2 separate regions of the Homo sapiens genome follow, and region 1 is linked to region 2. Evidence: read pairs that join two places in POLR2A ChIA-PET (ENCODE). Cell type or tissue: OCI-LY7. All regions are shown on one strand. Links, peaks and the distances in the headings refer to the core of each region. The heading gives the core; the rest is flanking DNA. Region 1 has its middle 28 kb from the start of IL21R. Region 2 overlaps NSMCE1 (NSE1 component of SMC5/6 complex).

The links. Peaks named below come from ENCODE experiments on the same cell type or tissue, not always from the same donor. Only the 100,000 strongest peaks of a DNase experiment are listed, where the experiment ranks them.
Region 1: POLR2A ChIA-PET joins it to region 2 with 5 read pairs; 11 of 35 experiments call an interaction of 5 or more read pairs at or near these places.

What each region holds. Positions count from the first base shown.
Region 1 is chr16:27,371,988-27,377,218 of GRCh38, reverse strand. No RefSeq gene overlaps it. Among named protein-coding and RNA genes, the nearest start is that of IL21R, 28 kb to the left of the region's middle. RefSeq lists enhancers at 1,987-2,106, 1,877-2,171, 2,857-3,036. In OCI-LY7, for the core only: CTCF peaks have their summits at 1,880 and 2,086 (motif pointing right); DNase peaks (open chromatin) are centred at 1,988, 2,318, 2,888, 4,456 and 1 weaker place; H3K4me3 peaks cover 1,185 bases; H3K27ac peaks cover 1,726 bases.
Region 2 is chr16:27,251,877-27,257,363 of GRCh38, reverse strand. The region is part of intron 2 of NSMCE1 (NSE1 component of SMC5/6 complex); the gene reads left to right. Among named protein-coding and RNA genes, the nearest start is that of NSMCE1-DT, 14 kb to the left of the region's middle. In OCI-LY7, for the core only: no CTCF peak of the experiment used is centred there; no DNase peak of the experiment used is centred there.

The DNA of each region.
Region 1 (5,231 bases), core at 1-5,000, 120 kb before region 2:
TCTCGGCTAACTGCAACCTCCGCCTCCCGGGTTCAAGCGATTCTCCTCCCTCAGCCTCCTGTGTAGCTGGGATTACAGGGGCATGCCACCACGCCCAGCTAATTTTTTGTGTCTTTAGTAGAGACGGGGTTTCACAATGTTAACCAGGCTGGTCTTGAACTCCTGACCTTGTGATCTGCCCACCTTGGCCTCCCAAAGTGCTGGGATTACAGGCGTGAGCCACCCCATCTGGCCTTGTTTTGTTTTTCTACTGAACACTTAATCTGGGCTGGGCTCTAGGCTGAGGATTGGGGCACAGAAGAAGTAATGAATCTGTGTCCCTGTCATCAAGGGGCATGATAGGAGACATACAGGAGACAAGGTTTTCTGTATGTTTGAAATATTCCATGATTTAATATAAAAAATAATTTTTATATTAAATTTTAGACACAAGGTCTTGCTCTGTTGCCCAGGCTGGAGTGCAGTGGCACGATTATGACTCACTGCAGCCTCAAACTCCTGGGCTTAAACGATCCTCCTGCCTCAGCCTCCTGAGTAGCTGGGACTACAGGCGCAAGTAGTCAATTGCAATAAATGACGATTACAATAAGTGATCGAAGAGGCCCAAGGACAAAGGAGAGAACAATTCTGCCCCCCATCGAGGGGAGGACTCACGGGGAAAGGCCTGCTGCCACTGGGCCTGAGAAGATGATATTTTACAGCAGTTGCCAGGGAATCAGGGGAGGACGATTTGGACCTACAGATATGGATAAGGATTTTGGTTTTTTTTTAGAGAAGAGGCAATGGTGGAAATGTTCTGGAATTACATAGTGGAGATGTGTGTACTACAACATTGTGAATACACTGAAACCCACTGAGTTATATATTTTTAAGTGGTTGAAATAGTGAATTTTACGTCATATAAATTTTATCTCAATAAAAAATAAGCTTATGACTGGGTGCAGTGGCTCGCACCTATAATCCCAGCACTTTGGGAGGCCAAGGCGAGTGGGTCACCTGAGGTCAGGAGTTTGAGACCAACCTGGACAACATGGCAAAATGCCATCTCTACTAAAAAATACAAAAATTAGCTGAGCGTGGTGGTGGGTGCCAGTAATCCCAGCTACTAAGAAAGCTGAGGCAGGAGAATTCCTTGAACCTGGGAAGCAGAGGTTGCAGTGAGCCAAGATAGTGCCATTGCACTCCAGCCCAGGCAACAAGAATGAAACTCCATCTCAAATAAATACATAAATAAATAAGCTTATGTTTCAACCACAGGGAGCTTTCTGGTTGTAAGTGACAAAAATGCCTGTTTAAAAACAAAGTTTAGGCCGGGCATGGTGGCTCACACCTGTAATCCCAGAGCTTTGGGAGACTGAGGCAGGAGAATCACTTGAGACTAGGAGTTTGAAATCAGCCTGGGCAACATTCAGCCTGGGCAACATAGCGAGACACCATTTCTACAAAAAATACAAGTATTAGCCAGGCGTGGTCACTTGTGCCTGTAGTCTCAGCTACTCAGGAGGCTGAGGCAGGAGGATCGTTTAAGCCCAGGAGTTTGAGGCTGCAGTGAGCCATAATCGTGCCACTGCACTCCAGCCTGGGCAACAGAGCAAGACCTTGTGTCTAAAATAATAATAATACATTTTAAAAATAAATAAGAAGTTTATGAATATAGTTTCAGGCATGGATAGATCAAGGTTCTCAAATAATTTCTTCAGGTTGGAAGGTTCTACTCTGGGATCTGCTTTCTTTTGTATTGGCTTTAGTCTCATTCTCAAGCAAGCTGAGGAAGCCTCATTGGTGGCCAAAGAAAAGCAGGGACCTCAGAAGCCAAGACCTACCACCTACCAGCTTTCAAAGCCCAAAGGAAAGAAGGCATGTTTTCCTAATGGTTCCAATGATGCTACCAGGAAAAGCTCTCATTGGTCAGTTTTAATCATATGCCTGTCCCTGAACCAATCTTCAGATTGGGAAAGGAATGCTCTGATTGGCCAAGCCTGAGTCATGTGCCCTGTTGGAAAGCTAGGAGTTAGATCAGTTCTCTGGCAGTTAGATCAGTTCTCTGGAACTGCGAGTGGGAAGACGCTGTCCCGGCAAGGACCACCAGGTGGTGATGTCAGAAGAAGGGAGAGTAGATACAGGGCAGGCAGGATAGCCGGGTTCGTCCGGAAGAGTGGTAGGGAGGGGCGTGCCTGCCAGAGGGAAAGGCATGAGAAAAGGCTTGGAGGTTGAAATTGCATGGTGTGGGCTGGGAACTGTGGCTGGGTGGTGGCGTGTAGTCAGATGATGGTGTCTAGAGGGGTCAGGTCATGTGTCTGAAGACATGAGAAGCCTCACTTCTCACTTTGAACCAGGGCCAGGTACAAAGAGGTTTGGACAGGGCCTGTACGCCAGTGTTGCCCAAACTCTCATCCCTATGCACACAAGTCATTTCTGCCGTATTTACATTTTTTCTCCATCATTACATTTTCTTCATATTGGCCTCCTCGCTTTGTTTAAATCACTTTATTGTCAAATGAAACATTGTCACCATCACACATGAAAGATCAGGATCCTTTACTGTAAATAGAAGGGAACTGTAAAAACAAGCCCATTGAAACCAAAACCGAGTGATTAACTTCCAGCTAGATGCTGCAGCCTGTGGTAGGCTAATCTGGAGAAGAGAAAGAGAACTGAAAAAGGAATTGTTTTCTCAGCTCACTATGCCCACATGCCACCTAAAATCATCTTAGGGACCCCAGGGAGCAGGGAAGGACGCAGTCACAAAGATGGTCCTGGTCCTGGCATGGGGGAGTGTTTGATAAAGACACTACCGGCATAAACCCAGGGGTTACAATAGGGAGGCTGACATGGCTGAACAGAGGAGCTGGAGAGCAGGGTCCCAGGGACAGACTCACAGTACCGGAAGTTCTGCAGGGAGGAAGGAGGTAGTCAATTGAGGAGCACCCGCTCTCTTGCTTTAGCAATCAAAACCAGGAACCAGAAGGAGGAGGTTTGGCGAGGATGAGAAAGAGCTCGTTTGGATATACTGAATCTGAGATGTGGGGATGTCTCTGTGGAGATCCATTCATCTGTTCAAGAAGTATTTATTTATTTACTTATTTTTGTGTATTTATTTAGAGACAGGGTCTCTGTCGCCCAGGCTGGAGTGCAGTGGCGTGATCGTGGCTCACTCCAACCTCGACCTCCTGGGCTCAAGCGATCCTCTCACCTAAGCCTCCCCAGTAGATGAGACTACAGTTATGCACCGCCATGCCTGGCTACTTTTTGTATTTTTTGTAGAGATGGAGTTTTGCCATGTTGCCCAGGCTGGTCTCAAACTCCTGGGCTCAAGCAGTCCACCTGCCTTGGCCTCCCAAAGTGCTGGGATGACAGGCGTGAGCCATGGTGCCCAGCCAAGAAGTATTTATTGAGCACCTACTATGTGCCAGGCACTGTTCTAGGCCCTGGGATAAGGCAATGAGCCAACCAAACTGAAATCTCTGCCCACCATGAGTCTACTTTCTTTGGGGGAGATATGGGAGACCTGGTGAGAAATAAGAAATAAAAGACTTAATAATATATACAATATATAATAACATATGTCACACGAGATAGGAATGGCTACTAGCTAGGACATGCAAAATGTTTGGGTGGGAGATGTGGAAACTGAGACATACCCAACTGCAGTTGAATGTATAACTCTGGAGTTCAGGCAAGAGATCTCAGCTGGGGAGATATATTTAGAAGACATCATTCATTCATTCATTCATTCACTTAGTAAATGTTTATTGAGTATGCTCTATGTGCCAAGCACAGTGCTGGGCTGTGGACCACACAGTTCCTGATCCATGCGACTCCAGTACAGATTTAGTGAAGGTTGTAATTAACTCTGTGGAAAGAGGAGAGGAGATGGGGAGGGCCCCAGATGGGCCCTGCGGACCCCTAACGTGTAAGAGAGGGCAGAGGAGAAGACCTTGGAAAAAGAGACTGGAGCCAGGTGCGGTGGCTCATGCCTGTAATCCCAGCACTTTGGGAGACCGAGGCAGGCGAATCACAAGATCAAGAGCTCAAGACCAGCATGGCCAACATGGTGAAACCCCGTCTCTACTAAAAATACAAAAAAATTATCCAGGTGTGGTGGTGGTGGGTGCCTGTAATCCCAGCTACTTGGGAGGCTGAGGCAGGAGAATCGTTTGAACCTGGGAGATGGAGGTTGTAGTGAGCTGAGACTGCGCCACTGCACTCCAGCCTGGGTGATAGAGCAAGACTCTGCCTCAGAAAAAAAGAAAAAGAGACTGGACAGGAACAAACAGCCAGTGTCAGAGAACCAAGAGGGGCCGAGTTTCAGGAGTGAGGGAGATGCTAGTGCCACAGAGTAGTAGGGATTGAAACTGAGACTTGGCTTGGGTGGTGGAGCTGGCTTCAGTGAAAGTAGTTTAGTAGCAGAGTCAGGCCGACTCTGCACAGAGAGGGTAGAGGAGTGGGTGCAGAGGAAGGAAGTGAAGCCCAAGAGAGGAGACAGCTTTTGAGCACAAGCACTGTGGCTGGGGGAGAGAAGGCGAGAGAGAAATAGGAGCCGGGGTGGAGGGAAGCTTGGGCTGTTTGAAGATGGAAAGACTTGAGTAGATATGTGTGGCAATGAGGAAAGGCCAGCAGAGGGAGGCAGGTGAAGACACAGGGGAGTGATGGTGTTTTAGGGTCCAGAGGGAGAAGAGAGCTCAGCCTGGGAGAGAGGGAATGACCCCGCATCAGGAATGGCTGCATCATTGGAGGGGCACTGTGCAAAATAAAAATGCAGGTCTTCTTATTCAAAAAGGGCTGATAATTTGGCCAGGCGCGGTGGTTCACGCTTGTAATCCCAGCACTTTGGGAGGCCAAGGCGGGCGGATCACTTGAGTCCAGCAGTTTGAGACCAGCCTGGCCAACATGGTGAAACCCCGTCTCTACTAAAAATAAAAAATTAGCTGGGCATGGTGGCTCATGCCTGCAATCCCAGCTACTTGGGAGGCTGAGGCAGGAGAATTGCTTGTACTCGGGAGGCAGAGGTTGCAGTGAGCCGAGATTGAGCCACTGCACTCCAGCCTAGGGGACAAGAGCGAGACTCCGTCTCAAAAAGAAAAAACAAAAGGGCTGAGAAATCAAGATGGTCACTCTTGGTTCCTGGATTAGAAGTGGGCTGAGTTGTGGCTTCTGGCTGCCCAGCAGATACCTCTGGGGTAGGAATGGCTGTCACCATGCTCCACCCCAAGGTCCCGTGAGGTGAGCTA
Region 2 (5,487 bases), core at 227-5,226:
TACCATGTAACTTGTTAACCGGTACTCCTGAGCTGAGCATTCAAGCCTCTTCACAATCTTACACGGGCCCATCTTTCTAATTTCATCTTCCACTTTTATTTTTTTTCCAAGTAAACCTGACATTTAGCCCTGTGGATAAAAACTTAGAGTCTAAAGCTGTATAGTTGTGGTTCACACCAAGCCTCCAGGACCTGCCCCAGCCTCAGTTTCTGTATCTGTAAAGTGAGGATAGTAATTGTACTTAACACATAAGTAAGTGCATGGTTCAGGGAATTGAGAGACATGATATGTACAAGACAGTGGCGCAGAGACAGTGCCTAGTGGGGTATTGATGGACACAGGGCAGCTTGGCTGGGTGCGGTGGCTCACGCTGTTATCCCTGCACTCTGGGAATCAAGGTGGGAGGATAGCTTGAGGCCAGGAGTTTGGGACCAGCCTGGGCAATGTAGCAAGACCCTCTCTATTTTTTTATTTGAAAAAAAGAAAATAAATTATAAAACAAAAAAATGGGGGAGCTTAGCACAACACTTAAGGGCACAGCCTTAGACTGGGCCGGACCTGAAGAGTGTGTCCCTGCCCTGTGTCAGCTGAAGGCATTTGGGGCATCTTACGGGGCCACTGGGAGGGGCAAATAAGAAGCCCTTGGAGACAGGACATGGTGCTAAGTTCTAAGTAACTGGAGATGGTGGAAGAAACAGTAGGATCAGTGTTGATAGATCAGTCGAATTAGCATTGGCAGATATTGTTGAGTTGTGTGCCAATATGGGTAGATCTTACTGATTAGATTTTATGCAGTGACAAAGGTGATGGATGAGTAATTGTATGATGTGATTATGTTGTTTTTTTGTGAAGTACAAAATCGTTTTCATTGGTTATGAATGCATTTGCATGTAAAGGTATAAAAGTGGACCAGAAGAAGACGCAGGACACTTGTGAGGTGCTTGTGAGGAGAAGCAGAGTGGGAGTGGGCTGTCAGCAGAGATCACAGGACCCTTCACTTTTATCCTGTTATGTTCTTTTATTAAAAAGAAAAGTCTTGAAGCCAACGTGACATTATTAGCCTAACAACATGACATTAATTAGTGTAGTCTACTGGTTGTCACCTCTGATGAATGGGAATGCAGGCGTTTGGTTTTTATTCTGCCTTATTCTGCCTTTCTCTCTGTATTTTTAATTTTCAAAAGAAAAAGATAAAAAATGACATAGAAGTGAGCCAAGCCAAGAGGTATGAGAAAGGGCGTGTACAGGTACACAGGGAGCAAGTACACAGGTGAAGGGACACAAAAAAAAGGCAAAAAGATGCTTTCATTCTTAGTCCACAGGCATCCTGTAGCTCCTTGCAGTGAGCTGTGAAAGGGCGAAGGGACACCAGAAAGGGTGTCCCTCCTGTCCCCAAAGGCAAACACTTCATGAGTGCATTACATCTTCTTCCCAGCCACTTTTATGCCTTTGCATGCAAATGCATTCAAAAGTGATGAAGATCATTTTATACTTTTCAAAATGTGAAGGGACACGAGAAAAGGTAGGTGTCACATTTGGAGCACTGCAGTTTCTGCAGCATGTTAGAGTTCAAAGCCTGATCCCAGAGAGGTGAGCAGTGAATGGGAATAAGAAGAGGGAGACAGAACAGAAACGAATATTCTTTCAAGGTGTGCAAAGGAAGGAGGAATAAAAGAAGGTGGCGTGTTAGACGGAGAAGAAGCAGTTTGAAGTGTCTGGAGAGTAGCATCTGCGTTCTCCAGAGCACTGGTCCATGGAGGTGTTCCATGGGGAATTCTGGGAGCTCAGTAATGCCAGGAACAAGTTAGCCTGTTGAACTGTGTTTAATTCTGTGTATCCAAACCTAATTGACCTACTGATAACCTACCCTGGGAATCCCTAGACAAGAATATATGATGTGTGGGAAGAGAATACATTCTTTTCGTGTGTAGGTTTGCAGATCATGAAGAACCCTATACACCATAGTAATGGCTTTTTACTTCTGCGGACAGTGTGGCCCTCTTGAAGTATTCAAAGCAGAGAGTGAGAGAGACAGTTTTAGGTTTGAGAACCATCTCCGTGGTGAAGGTAGATGCGCCGCAGTTGTACCAGCAGAGAAGGATCTTTGGTGAGAGACTTTTGTATTGAAAGGGGATGTTATACCTGTTAAGCTAGTTTCTCTTGCTCTTTAAAAAGCATAGTAGCGGCTGGGTGTGGTGGCTCACACCTGTAATCCCAGCACTTTGGGAGGCTGAGGAGGGTGGGTCACCTGAGGTCAGGAGTTCAAGACCAGCCTGGTCAACATGGTGAAACTCCATCTCTACTAAAAATACAAAAATTAGCCGGGTGTGGTGGTGCATGCCTGTAGTCCCAGCTACTTGGGAGGCTGAGGCAGGATAATTGCTTGAACCTGGGAGGCAGATGCTGCAGTGAGCTGAGATCCTGCCCCTGCACTCCAGCTTGGGCGACAGAGCGAGACCATGTATCAAAAAAAAAAAAAAAAAAAAAAAAAAAAAAAGCATGGTTGGACTTTAAACCTACCCCTCAATATCCTCCAGAAATGTGCATAAGAACGCTTGTCTTCAGCCTGAGCAACATGGTGAAACCCAGTCTCTACCAAAAGTACAAAAAATTAGCCAGGTGTGCTGGCACACACCTATGGTCCTAGCTACCCAGGAAGCTGAGGCAGGAGGATCGCTTGAGCAGGGGAGGTGGGGGTTGCAGTGAGCTGAGGTTGCACCACTGCACTCCAGCCTGGGCAACACAGTGAACCCCCATCTCAAAAAAATAAAAGAATGCTTGTGTTAATCCTGAATCTCTTATTTACACGACAATTTAGTCCTTTTCTCTTTTTTTCTCCTGTGAGTCTTGACTGTAAGCTTTCATGTTGGTGGGGAAGTTTCACAGCTCACTGCAAGGAGCCACATGATGCCTTGGTACTAAGACTGAAAGTGTTTTTGCCTTTATTTGACCTTTAAAATTGTTATGATCTAATTTAGGAAAGTCCTGTAGAATGTGTCTAGGAATTGATTTATTCTTCACACTGTGTACCATTTCTTTGCACCTAGATATGGTTATGGCCAGGGTGAACAGGGTAGAACAATCTATTTTGTCCTATCTTCATTTAAGAAAAATGCCAAAAAACTTGTTACTGCATGTTCTTGTTATTAGGGAGATTTTAAACAGGAAATGACAGAAATTATCTAAACTTAAGTGAATACTCGCAAGACCCAATATTATTAATTTCCTATCTTTTGAAGAGATGGCCAGGAAAATCCCCTTGTACCAAATAGAAAAATATTTAGCTTCTAGGAAAATTATGAAACAAAGGAGTGATTGAAATTGCAAGTTATTCTAATTGCCATTTCCCAGGGTGTTTGTCCAGTTTATCAAATCACTTCTTATTCTAGGCTTTGGTTTGGGTTCTCTTCTTACTGTCGTTAAGGGGAAACAAAGTCCCCAATTCTCCTGGCTAGTGAAGAGTTTAGATTTTGTTCTCAAGTTCAGTGCAGGCCTTGGGTCGAGCCTTTCGGAATGGCGCTAGGGACCTGTGTTCTTAGAGGACCTTAGATTTTTGAGCCAGGACTTGCATCCACACATACGTTTATTCAACCAGCAAAGCTTCCCTAGAATCTCAAGTGAGCCAGGCCTCTGTGCTAGGGACTGGTGACTCAGAGATTGAATTTTTATTTTACCATGGCTCTCATGAGTCATACAGACAAGGGGTCAGATGATTCCAATATAGGCCTCCTTGATAGAAGTCGGCACAGGAGGCCTCGGGGGTGGTGGAGAAGGCTTGGGTTTGAGGTTTTCCACTTTTGGCCAGTATGGAGCAACAGGGCTCAGTACACCTTCTTGCCTGAAACAATTCAAAAATGGACAAAGTATAAAATACTGGACATTCGTCAGTCAAGGCCAGTGATCTTTCGAGAGATGGGCAATGAGGGTTTCTTTTTCTCTTGACACTTGATGTGGTATCTTTTCTAACACTACTCCAGTTCTCTAGATAACAACTGGGCATTCCATAATTCAGTTTAATTCTGACACTATCTGCCTGGAGTTAGCATCAAATCCTACAAGTTAAAGGGCTCAGTGTCACAAGACTGACCCAACTTAAGACACCAGTTGTAAGTCCTGGGCTACCTGTGTTTCTGACCAATGGCTGTACATCAGTGGTTCCCATAACTCCCTCTTTGGATTTGATAATTTTCTAGAATGATTCATAGAACTCAGGAAAACACTTTACTTACATTTTGACTTACGTGGTTTTTTTATAAAGGCTACAACTCAGGAACAGCCACATAGGAGAGATCACAGGGCCAGCTGTGGGAAGTGGGGGTGGCATGGAGTTTCCGTGCCCTCTCTACTTGCACCACCGTCTCAACGCCTCTGTGTGTTTAATAACCCGAAGCTCTTCAAATCCTGTCGTTCAAGGGTTTCTTTTTTATTTTTATTTTTATTTTTTTTGAGACAGTTTTGCTCTTGTCGCCCAGGCTGGAGTGCAATGGCAAGATCTCGGCTCACTGCAACCTCTGCCTCCCAGGTTCAAGCGATTCTCCTGCCTCAGCCGCCTGAGTAGCTGGGACTACAGGCGTGAGCCACCACACCCGGCTAATTTTTGTGGTTTTAGTAGAGATGGGGTTTCACCATGTTGGCCAGGCTGGTCTCGAACTTCTGACCTCAGGTGATCCGCCTGCCTCCGCCTCCCCAAGTGCTGGGATTACAGGCATGAGCCACCGCGCCCGGCTAAGTTTTAAATTATTTGTAGAGACGGGGGTCTTCTTCTGTGGCCTAGGCTGGTCTCGAACACCTAGGCTCAAGTGATCATCCTGCGTCAGCCTTCCAAAATGTTGGGATTCAGGCGTGAGCCACTGCACCCAGCCCAGTTTCAGGTTTTATAGGGCCTGTTGATTATTGAATTTGGCACACTCTAAGAAAAATAATCCCACAAAATTGTGAATCCACCATTAGAAATGATTTGAAATATTTATTTAGCCACCGTGCCTGGCCATTCCTGGGTTTCTATGGAGGTTTCTTTACACAGGCATGATTGATCAGTCACTGGCCGTTGACGAGTGCTTCCATCTCCAGTCCCTCTCTTCTCCTCAGATATTGGGGAGTGGCTGAAAGTTCCATGTTTTTTATTGAGGCTTGGTCATTCTGGTGACCAGCCCCCATCCTAGGGGCCTGCCAAGAGTTGCCTCATTAGAGCAAAAGATGCTTCTATCACCTATATGACTCAGGGAATTCTAAGAGTTTTAGAAGTTCTGTACCAGGAACCTGGGGGAAAGACCAAGTAACTTTCTTCTGCCACAAGCGATAGTGGGAGTGAGCAGTACAGCTGCCCCAGCTCAGTGCCTTTAGAAAGTTTCTAGGCCATGGCACAGGGGAAACCCAGGCAGAGCTAGGCAGCCTCCCTGCGTTGAGGAGATGGAGATGAGAGTTCAGGGAGACTAAGGCAGGTAGAGGTTGCAGGACGGAGTACTTACAATGGAGTATAAGGTGGAC